Regions from separate parts of the Homo sapiens genome. Here region 1 is linked to region 2. A link is an interaction called in ENCODE POLR2A ChIA-PET data of the cell type or tissue named here. Cell type or tissue: Caco-2. All regions are shown on one strand. Each heading gives the region's core, and the rest is flanking DNA. Links, peaks and the distances in the headings are about the cores only.

Region 1 (5,373 bases), core at 171-5,170, 170 kb after region 2:
AGTTTACCCTTGTTGCCCAAGCTGGAGTGCAATGGCGCACTCTTAGCTCACTGCAACCTCCGTCTCCCAGGTTCAAGTGATTCTCCTGCCTCAGCCTCCCCAGTAGCTGGAATTACAGGCGCCCGGCACCATGCCCTGCTAATTTTGTATTTTTAGTAGAGACAGGGTTTCTTCATGTTGGCCAGGCTGGTCTCAAACTCCCAACCTCAGGTGATCCGCCCACCTATGAGCCCCACGCCCGGCCGCCTTTTTTTTTTTTTTTTTTTTTTTAACTGCTGATATTCAGATCTCTCACACCAGAAATTCTGATGAAATTGATCCAGGAGGGACTCGGGATAGACCCAAGCTCAGTACCTGCCTTAATCACCCTGATGATTCTCAATGTGCACCCAGGCTTGAGAACCTCATCGGGGCCCTTTGAGGTGAGTGTTGTTAGTGTCTCCATTCTGTAAATGGGGAAACTGAGGCCTAGAGGCTTTAGGAAGAGGTGGAGGTGGGAGCAGGGGAGGCAGAGCCAGGGGCTGCCCAGACTGGGGTAATTCGTCTGGCGGCTGGGGGAGGGGGAACTCTGCCTTCACCCTGCTGCTGTCTAAGCAGATCCTGGCTGGGGTTGAGGATGCGGGCTGCAGCCTTGGGCCATTCACAGCGAATCACCAGTGGGTGGCGATGGTGGAGAAAATAGACTCCAGCCGCCAGCCACAGCCAGGGAGGAGGGAGCCCAGGCAGATGGCCCTGCCTGCCTGTGAGTCAACCCCTCCTTGGCACTGGCTGGTAGCCCCCCAAACAAGGACCATGGTGGGCTCCTGTCTTTTTCCCAGGGCCAGGCTGTAGCAGATTTGGCAGTTGGCTGGGTGGGGCTGGCCCAGGCTTATGCAGGAAGAACAAATTTCAGATAGGACCAAATTCTGCAATTAAAAAAAAAAAAATAGCAGCCCCATGAATAAAATAACATATAGGGGGGGAAAGGGGGTAGTTCTCCTGGTCCCAGATCATCTGGCTTCAATTCCCACAACTGGCAGCGGAGTAATAGTGAGATATATAATTAGCAGCTGTTATTACATTACCATGCCTGATACATGCTGATTAGATGCCATTCACATGGAAAGAACTTGGGTGACTTACGCCCCACCTCGGCTGTGAGAGAGCTTCAGACCAGGAAGGCCGAGGGAAATGGTAGGGGTCGGGGGGAAGGACCCCTGGCCGAGCCTCTGGACCTCTCAGAGTGGACAAAACACATCCTAGATATGCCCCACCCCATGTCCTCATTTACATAATGGAGACACTAACAATGCTCACCTCAAAGGGTCCTGGTGAGTATCACAGCCCACAGCCCCCCTCCCCACCCCAACACCTCAGTGGGACTCATTTTCCTCCCCTGTTGATGAAGCAAGCCCTTTGGCTTGTTGGACCCAGCATCTACTTCCCCCCACAGCATGACTCCAGGGCCAGCAGCGATACTTCACATTCCCCATCAGACTCTCAGAAGACGTTCTGTGTATTAATCAATTCAGGACACTTAGGGATTCTGAGCAGCTGGTTATTTCAAAACAGCATTTCACATGGTCCAGCAGGCAAGCCCTGCCCAGGACTGAGACCAGACAGGTCCTCGGGTCAGAGCTGCTTTCCCAGATCTGCTGGGGCTGGGGAAACTGTTCTCCAAGGCTGCCACCCCACTAGTTGATTGAGTGAAGTCTTGAGGGGCTAAGGGAGGGATACTGGATCTCTGCAGGGATGTCTAAACCAGGATCCTCAGACTGTGTTTCATGTGCCACCCATGCCACCGTTGGTGCCTATGAAAATGCAGATTTCAGGGTCCTGCCCGAGCCCTGCTGAATCACTGGGAGTGGTGGCAGGCCTGGGAATCTGTATTTTCACAAGGCCCGCAGACAATTTTCATTCACATAGAAGTTTGGGAAGCCCTGATCTGAGGACAGTAGAGGCCACGTGGTCACCAGTATGAACATTCAGACTGCAGGAAGGTGGGGATTGTTCAGATGCCCTGGGGCCCAGCTCCACCGTGTGCCAGCTCCTTTGCACACACAGTCTCACTTATGCATTACAACAGGGGGGGTCGGGGGTCCCCATCACCATGTTACAGATTAGGAAACTGAGGGTCACAGAGGCCCAGGTCTCAGCTCATGTCCTCTCAGGGACATGAGCACAGAAGTTACTGGAGCCCCCCAGTCCCTCCTTGTCACAGCACCTGAAACTAAAATCATTTTGTTTAGTTCTTCCTGCACATCATCACCTTGACCATTCTGCCTGTCAGCACAGCCCCAGCACCAGCATGAAGCCGGGCAAAGGGTAATGTGCACTGAAGGGTGGAAAGGTTGAGGTCGGGGCTCACACCTAGGTCTGGGGACTCCAGGGCAGGGAATGGGCAGAAAGGGACAGGGTGCGCACAGCCAGGCCGCGACTGTGAACCAGGCTAGAATGAGCAGACAGACAGAGGAGCCGGGTTAGAAGCAGAGCCGGGAGGGTCACAGCTCCTGGTTTGCAGGTGAAGAAGCTGATACAAGAATGAAATAGGGCCTCCCCACACATGAACATCAGGTGTGCTCCACACACCTCTCCCTCCTCTGCCCATGAGTGGAATACTTCCCCACCAGTATCCTGGGAGCCGGATCCCAAGTTGGACCCAGGCTGGCCCACACTCAGCCCTCCAGGGTTCTGGAAGGGTCTGCTGAGCCAGGCGGGCCAGGATGGAATGCAGGCAAACAGCCCGGTCACATCCATCGGCCAAAGACAATTGCATCGAGCCTCTTTCTGGGAAAGACTAATATTTACACTGCATGCTAAGCAGCTGCTGCAGCTGCTTCAAACCCACCCTGCCAGCGCCAGCTCGGGCCCAGCAAATGGACTTTTACCAGGCAGCAAATGAACATGTCAAGCCCAATCAGTCCATCGCCTGTGGGGGGTGGGGGGACAGCGAGGGACGGTGACCTCATGCACTGCTGTCCCCGATAGCACCGGGCTCCTCCTGTGCATGTAATCTGCTTGGCCCAGGGAACTTCACATCCAATCTCCACACATCTTGCGCCTGGGCAGAGGCCACGCAGAGCAGAGGAGGCAGCTGTCAAGAGAGCGAGGTGGGGTGATGCTGATGGGGACAGGGTGGGCTGGTCAGCCCTGTGCCCGCTGAACCACTCTGCGGGGAGGGAGAGGAACGGGGCCTGACTGGGAAGTGTCAATAGGCAAGTCTGTAGCCCCAGAGCTGGGGAGGGTGTCACCCTTCCCTCCCATCTCCACTCCAGGTAAATAGCAGACGCCTTTGTTCTCTACTCTGCCCAGAAAAGCTTTGAGGGAAATGTCCCTGCTTCAGAGGAAACCATCAGAAGTTTCAATGCCCCAGCCTGAGGCCTTCCTTAGACAGCCCCCTTTGCAGGCTCAGCTTTAGTCACTGGTGGATGTCCGGGACCCAGCCCTGACTCCACCCTCACCCCTGCCACCCACCCAGAACCTCTGACATGCCTCAGACCCCCAGGAGTACCTCCTTCTCCAGCCCTGACCATACTGGTCTTAGCACCAGGCTGGATTCCTGTGTAGGCCGTGAGCTTCCAGAGGACAGGAGGGAGTGTTTCCCTCCTGTGTCCCAGGCCCAGGCCCAGCTGAGTCTCTGCTGAATGAAGGCAGAGAGGGCACCCATTGGGTGGCAGGCACTGGGCTGGGGGCTTTACCTTCACTGAGATCCCTAGAGGCCACAGTGATCCTGAGGGGTGGTTGTCAGCTTCACCACTTTACCAGGAAAACTGAGGTCAGTGGGGCTGACACTTGCTTAAGTCACACAGCACTTGGGGCACACCTAGGATGAGAAGCCTGAGTCCCTTCTGGTGTCCCAGCTAGGGCTCTTCCCACCACACAGCGCAGCTGATGTCGTTACAGCACTCATTTAGGCATTTTGTGTTTAAGATTTTGGCAGAGAACGGTTTTCATCTCATTCGTACACAGACATAGTCCTTTTTTAAACTAACCACCAGAAAATTGCCCCATTTACACCGGTTCAGATCCCGTAGTGAATAACCATTGCCCCAACCCGGCCACGCACCGAGCCACCCCTCTTGCTGAAACCTCGTCTCTATCCACAGACCTCACTGGAGGCCATCCCATCACCAAAGGCAGCCACCAGCCAGGCGGATGTGGCCCTCATCCAGACCTCCCGCCAGATGGCCACCCACTGGTCATTCCAAGACCTCATCAGGAGCAAAGGCCTCTCTGCCTCTGCCTACCACACGGCTGTGCCCTGCCCTTCAGCTCTCTTCTGAAGGAGAGAGGAGACCCGTGGCAGGACCAGGGTGGGGCATGAAGCTGGCTCTGGGAGCAGAACGGGCCCTCTGGGGGTGTGTGAACCCTTCCAGTCACAGACGGGTAAGGTCTGCAAGTTGTGTCTATTTCTGGTGGAATCGGCTTCAAATCAGGGTTTTAAATGGAAGTTCATCTCGCCCTAGAAACAGAGGCTTTGGCAGGTGTCATAGGCAGGTCAGGGAGGAGGGGTTGATAAAGACCCCTGGAGTAGGCTGGGCACGGTGGCTCACGCCTGTAATCCCAGCACTTTGGGAGGCTGAGGCAGGCAGATCATCTGAGGTCAGGAGTTTGAGACAAGCCTGGCCAACATGGTGAAACCCGTTCTCTACTAAACAGACAAAAATTAGCTTGGCATGATGGTACATGCCTGTAATCCCAGCTACTCGGGAGGCTAAGGCAGGAGAATCTCTTGAACCTGGGAGGCGGAGGTGGCAGTGAGCCAAGATCATTCCACTGCACTGCACTCCAGACTGGGTGACAGAGTGAGACTCTGTCTCAAAAAAAAGAAAAAACCCTGGAGTAGATCCAGCTCTCTCCTTTTACAGATAGGGAAACTGAGGGAGGGAAGAAAAGGCGCTTGCCTGAGGACACATGGAAAGTTAGTAGCCCTGCCAGAGCTCCAAGCACCACCCCAGAGCCACCAGCACCCAGATGCAGTCCCATTAACTCACTCACAAACAGGGAGGCCAAAGAGGTTCTCCAACCTTCCCCAGCCACACAGGCCAAGCTGCAATCAGACCTTGCCTTCCCAGGCCACTGAGCTGAGAAGAGGTTATAAGGTCAATTCTTCCATCTTTAATAAAGAAATTGGGGTGGTGTGGAGGTGCTACCAGAACTGAGCAGGAGGTCCTCACAAAATACTCTGCCTCACCTCCAGACGCCAGCCATGCCCAGGACCTCGGGAATGCTCACACCAGCACGAGGGTGAGGCCAGTTAGCACATCTTTGACAACCTCGCAGAGGAGCAAACCCAGCTGACCTGCCTCAGAAGGGCTGCCAGAGCCCACAAATACAAATATAGGATGTCCGAATCAAGGTGTCCACAGAGCCACACTCCCCTCTGGAGCTCCA
Region 2 (5,373 bases), core at 137-5,136:
ACCTGCTATGCAGCTGTTAATATGCTTCTGCACCATCTGAACCACCTGCACCACAAGCAAAACTGTCCCTTCTAATTTGCCCATGTCAAAGGGTTCAGCCCTCAGACCTTCTAGCCATTGCCAGCATCACACCCATGCCCATATTCCCTCAGTCCTTACCACTCCTGAGCATGCAGACCCTACAGCTTCCACTATAGCACGTGCAACTCTGCCTGAGGGCCTTTTCTGGTCACTGGACCATGCTCAGCTCACATGGGCAGACCAGAAGTGCCAGGGAGTTGGTACCTCCCAGAAGCAGCTCTCTACCAATAATGGACAAGACTTGGTGGATAAACACCCCAGTTCCCTCATCCCTTGTTGGGGATAATCTTGAAGCATATTCTACAATGTCTACTAGAGTTCCCATGCTGGTTTTAACCCCACTGTGGTTATTTAATGCTCTCATGGTCAGGGATTTTATGGTTGGAAGAAACAGACCAATCCCAACTGGTTCAAGGGACAAGATCCAGGCTGGAGACATAAACCTGGGAGGCCTTGGCATACTGACACATGAGTGAAGCAGCAATTACAAGTAACACACTTCCTGTCTCACAAGGTGGCTGTGAGAGGGGAAATGGATACTTCACCCCACCCTGCTCAGCACTGTGCTAGGCCACAAACTGAAAGCTTGGTAAACAGGAATGTTCTCACTTGCATAAGGTTATGCAAGAATACATTTGTATAATCACAGAATTTTGGATAGATCGTCTAGCTCAAAAGCCTTAATTTGCAGGTGGAAAAACTAAGGCTAAGACAAAGGAATTGACTTGCCCGGCATTTTCCCACCATTAAAGATTGTTTCCTTAAGATTTACATGCCCAGCAGTAAAGGAGAAAGGTGAAGTTTAACTGTTCCTTGATATTCAATTAGACTGTTAGGAGTTACCAATAAACTTTCTAAAGGCCAAAGCCAATAAACACGCTTTCGTTTTGATTTTGTTTCTGCCTTCTGCATCTAGTGCTGCTGGCCACTCCCCTGATTTAAACTCTCCTGATTCAGCTGATTTTCTGGCAAGAAAGAAAATGAGGAAGAAAAAGGAAAAAGGGCAGAAGGGAAAGTGACCTAGGGCAGATTCCCTGGAAGCAGAGCGCAGGGCAGGATTTGGATGCACTGAGGCAGTGAGGAAACGCTCTTGGGAGGGAGCGGTGAGAGAAGGACAGGGCAGGGAAGGGAAGGGGCCCGGCAAGGGTGGGACCGCAAGCAGAGGCTAGCTGGACCCCACAGGAAGCTCCAGAGCAAGGGAAAGGGGACCCTCCCTGTGTGCCCTGTTGGTTAGTAGGTGGCCCAGGCAGCCAAGGCCGGGAGAAGCAAAGCCACCAGAGTTGGAATGAATTCTTATTTTATGTTGCTGTAGCATTATAAAGGCTTAACTTTCTCAGACCAGAAGCAGGGTTCATTCACCCAGGACACAGTTTCCAGTTCTCTGCCTCCTCCCAGTTCCTCAAAGGGGTGGATCCAGATACCTGCCCTATACATCCACCTCCTGGTGACCACCTCCCTATAAGATAGCTAAACACAACCTCCTTGCCTCGCCACACTGACCCCCACACCCTGCGTGAACTTTGCAGATGGCATGGCACAGGGATGACCCCACGGAAATCATGCTTGCTTGCCCCAAACCCACCAATTAGAACACCCCACGGGGTCCAGCATGGTGGCTCATGCGTGCAATCCCAATACTTTGGGAAGTCTAGGCAGGAGGATCGCTTGAGGCCAGGAGTTTGAGGCCAGCCTGGGCAACATAGCAAGACTCCATCAGTAAAAAATATTTAAAAATTATTTGGGTGTGGTGGTGTGTACCTGTAGTCCCAGTTACTTAGGAAGCCGGGATAAGCAGGAGGATTGCTTGAGCCCAGGAGTTTGAGGTTTCAGTGAACTATGATCACTCCAGCTTGGGCAACAGAGTGAGACCATGTCTCTAAAACATCAAAATTTTTAAAAGTGTTTTAAAGAGCACACCCCACAAGAAACTTGTTTGGGGATCACCCTAGACACCAGTAAAAGCTTTGGCCCACGGGCCCCTTTATCCTTCTCTTGCTCCCTCCTCTGTCCCAGACATGCATGTTCTGCCAAGAGGAGAGAGGGAGCAGCTGGAATTCACCACCTTCCTTGCAGGGTTCCTGAGCATTACCATAGCACAACGCTCCCCTCAGCCAGAACCCAGGCAGAAGGACTGGAGTTCAGAAAACAATGGTCTGTTTGACTGGCTTTGAGTTTCTGGGTATTTGCAGGTCAGGCAGCCTGGGTATTAATAAGTGATGGGGTTGTGGACCTACAGAAAGATGTGCAGGCCTGAGGGTGAGTGCAGTGGGAGGAACAGTACCTGTACCCCCAGCGCCCTGCATGGTGCCAGCAGAGGGGTGTGTCACCCACTCTGCTTCCCATTTGCCCTGTGACTTTAGACAAGCCCCACCCCCACCCCGGTCCCTGGGCCATCATCTCTCCATCTATGACAGGAGGGGTGTGAACTGGGTGATCCTTAAGGAGTCTCCTTTCTCTAACATTGGGTGGCTCTAGATTCCCAATCAGGCCTGTGGCCAGCAAGGCTGACCCTGGGAGGCATTCAGGGCTGAGACAACCAGAGTCAACAGCTCAGGGAGAGCAAATCCCAGGGCCCCCCAAACACAGGCAAGAGAGGCAAGACAGGAATGCACTATCCAAATATTTGAATTGTCTAAAAACAGACCAAAGCAGCCTTCAAAATACATATTTCGCATGCATACCAAACCCACAAAATGCATAGCTCAAAATCCTGAACCACCAGAAACTGAATCAAAAGTGCAGGCCTTAAATGAATACGCTGACAGAAACAGGAGCAAGACTTTCGCAAGCAGCCTGTTTTCATCAGAAAACACATAAACAGGTTTGAGGGGAGTAAGAGGATTGAAAAGAGGTCAGGGGCTCTGGAATCTTCTCAATGACAGCACTGCCCAAGAATCTTCCAAAACTCCCTCTCAACTGCCTGGGAAGAGAGAGACCCCTTAACCAGAGCAGAGTGATTTGTATGTGTTATTTGTGTTATTGGCTTTCACAGTAACCCCCTGTGGCAGGCTGAGGAAGCTGGACTCTAAGAAAGTCACTTGTTCAGTGCCAGGAAGCTACAAAATAGCTGAGATAGGATTCAAAATCAGGACTGTCGAACACCAAACCCCAAGCTCTTTGCCCCTAGGCAAACTGTGAAGATGAATTTGGATGATGTTGCCTATAGTAGGCCAACCTAGGTCATTGATAGAAAGTTCCAGAAGTTCTGTGCACATGCCTAACTATTACAATGGTCACTGTAAAAAGAAATTATAGTGCTGATCTAAAAAAAACAAACGCTCAGAATTCTGTTAAGTCTAAAACAGGGATGGAAGGGCCAAGTATGGCATAGGTTTATCCTGCAGGCATCTCCAAGGCCAAGAATAGGCACTGGCTTGCTCACAGGAAGAACTTTGTGTTGGTCACAGATGAAGGTAGAACGGGCTGTCCCAGAGGTACTGAGCTTCCCCTCACAAGAGGTGTTCAAACAGTAGGTCTTTCCAAAATGCAGGCTTGACAGCATCAGCTTCCTCCTTGGTGTTTCAGGCCCTCCCAGTCTGGCCTCTACCCCTTCCCCAGCCTCACACACAAACTCCTTTACCACTGGCCTCTTCGGTACACACCAGAACTTCTCACCAAGATCAGGCCTCTCTTCATCCACTCTGCACCCCCTGCTGAAATGTCCGTGTGCCCTTTCCACACCTACAGCCTCCAACCCGTTTTAAGGATCTGCTCCAATGCCTCTCCTCCAGCCACACACCAAGCAGGCTTGGGGACATTTCTTTGGCATTCTTATGTCATCAACCATGTATTTACCTCTTTCCCCATCACTCTTTGGTCATCATCTACTAGCAATGACTTTGTTCCCCCCATTAACAAGCACCATGCTTGCTCTAGGTAGACCCTCATTAATACCTTTGCATGAAAGTAACTGGCTCATGTGGTTTGCACTCTTTTTTTTTTTTTTCTTGAGATAGAGTCTGACTCTGTTGCCCAGGCTGGAGTGCAGTAGCACCATTTCAGCTCATTGCAATCTCCATCTCCTGGGTTCAAGCAATTCCCCTGCCTCAGCCTCCCAAGTAGCTGGGATTATAGGCGTGTGCCACCACACCCAGATAATTTTTTATTTTTAGTAGAGACAGAGTTTTACCATGTTGGCCAGACTGGTCTCGAACTCCTGACCTCAGGTAATCCACCCCGCTCAGCCTCCCAAAGTGCTGGGATTACAGCCGTGAGCCAGCACACCTGGCCGGTTTGCACTCTTAAGCCAAGCTTGAGGCCTTCCCATCTTCCCAGAGAGGAAAGTCACATATAGGTATGTGTGTATATATGCACATGGATGTATGGCACATAGAATGCCCTGCCCCAGCCACCTTGAAAGCTCCAGGCTAGAAGGGGGAAAGCTCCCCACTCTGCCAGGAAGCTTGTGGTTGGCAGCTAATCAGGTCATCTTTGAAGTTAAGACCATAATGATAAAAAAAAAAAAAAAAACCCCTCAAGGAAGAAATAATCAGGAAGCTCAACAGGGGCATCTGGGCTCAGAAATCGCAAAAGTCAGTGATATTTTTAAAATAAGAATACTTTCCAGATTCTCAAGGGACGCACTGAGGTCTTCTGGTATCTAACCATTTGCACCGCCTCCCTCGTCGAGATTAAAATGCTTCCTCCCAGCCTCTGAATCTCTGCTGTTCGCACACTGAAGATAATCCTCTGGCATGTGGCTGCGTGGGCCAGATGGTTAGCAATTCTTCAGGCAGGATACAGTTCCGCAGAATGGGAATGTAGAGGGCTGGCTCTAGGTGGAGAATCCATTGATGGACAATAGCAACAGGCCCCTCTCTTCCAAGGAATTGTGCTGGAGAGCTGCTCAGTCCCCCAAGACAAGCCAAGTTTGGTCAAACGTCTCCCATCAAGTCATCCTGTGGAAACCCCAGTGAGCTTTGACGGGGACAGGGAACACTATCAAAGATGACCTTCAGTGGACACCAATGGTTCAATCATAATTAAAGCCTCATTGTTTGCAGATGGCCTTTACACACGCCCTTTCACCCCTGCCCTTTTGGTTAGTCCCCCAGTATGCGATGAAGGAGATGATATTGGTTTCTCCCTATTACATATGGATCTGAATCCCAAGGAGGGGAAATGACCTTCCCAGACTGCATGCCCTGTGTTTTCTAACCCAGAGCTCTCCCTGCAGTCTCTGAAGAGTTCCACCAATGGCACCCTTTTCTTCCCTACGTACAATACCTAGTACAGAGCCCTAGCATAGGAAGAACTCAGTAAATGTTTAACTGGGCTCTACTCGATGATACC

What was found. Peaks named below come from ENCODE experiments on the same cell type or tissue, not always from the same donor. Only the 100,000 strongest peaks of a DNase experiment are listed, where the experiment ranks them.
Region 1: POLR2A ChIA-PET joins it to region 2 with 5 read pairs; 1 of 35 experiments calls an interaction of 5 or more read pairs at or near these places.

Annotation. Positions count from the first base shown.
Region 1 is chr16:66,324,329-66,329,701 of GRCh38, forward strand. No RefSeq gene overlaps it. Among named protein-coding and RNA genes, the nearest start is that of CDH5, 40 kb to the right of the region's middle. RefSeq lists an enhancer at 170-707. In Caco-2, for the core only: a CTCF peak has its summit at 651 (motif pointing right); DNase peaks (open chromatin) are centred at 648, 2,398 and 2,813.
Region 2 is chr16:66,150,281-66,155,653 of GRCh38, forward strand. No RefSeq gene overlaps it. Among named protein-coding and RNA genes, the nearest start is that of CDH5, 210 kb to the right of the region's middle. In Caco-2, for the core only: no CTCF peak of the experiment used is centred there; a DNase peak (open chromatin) is centred at 2,611.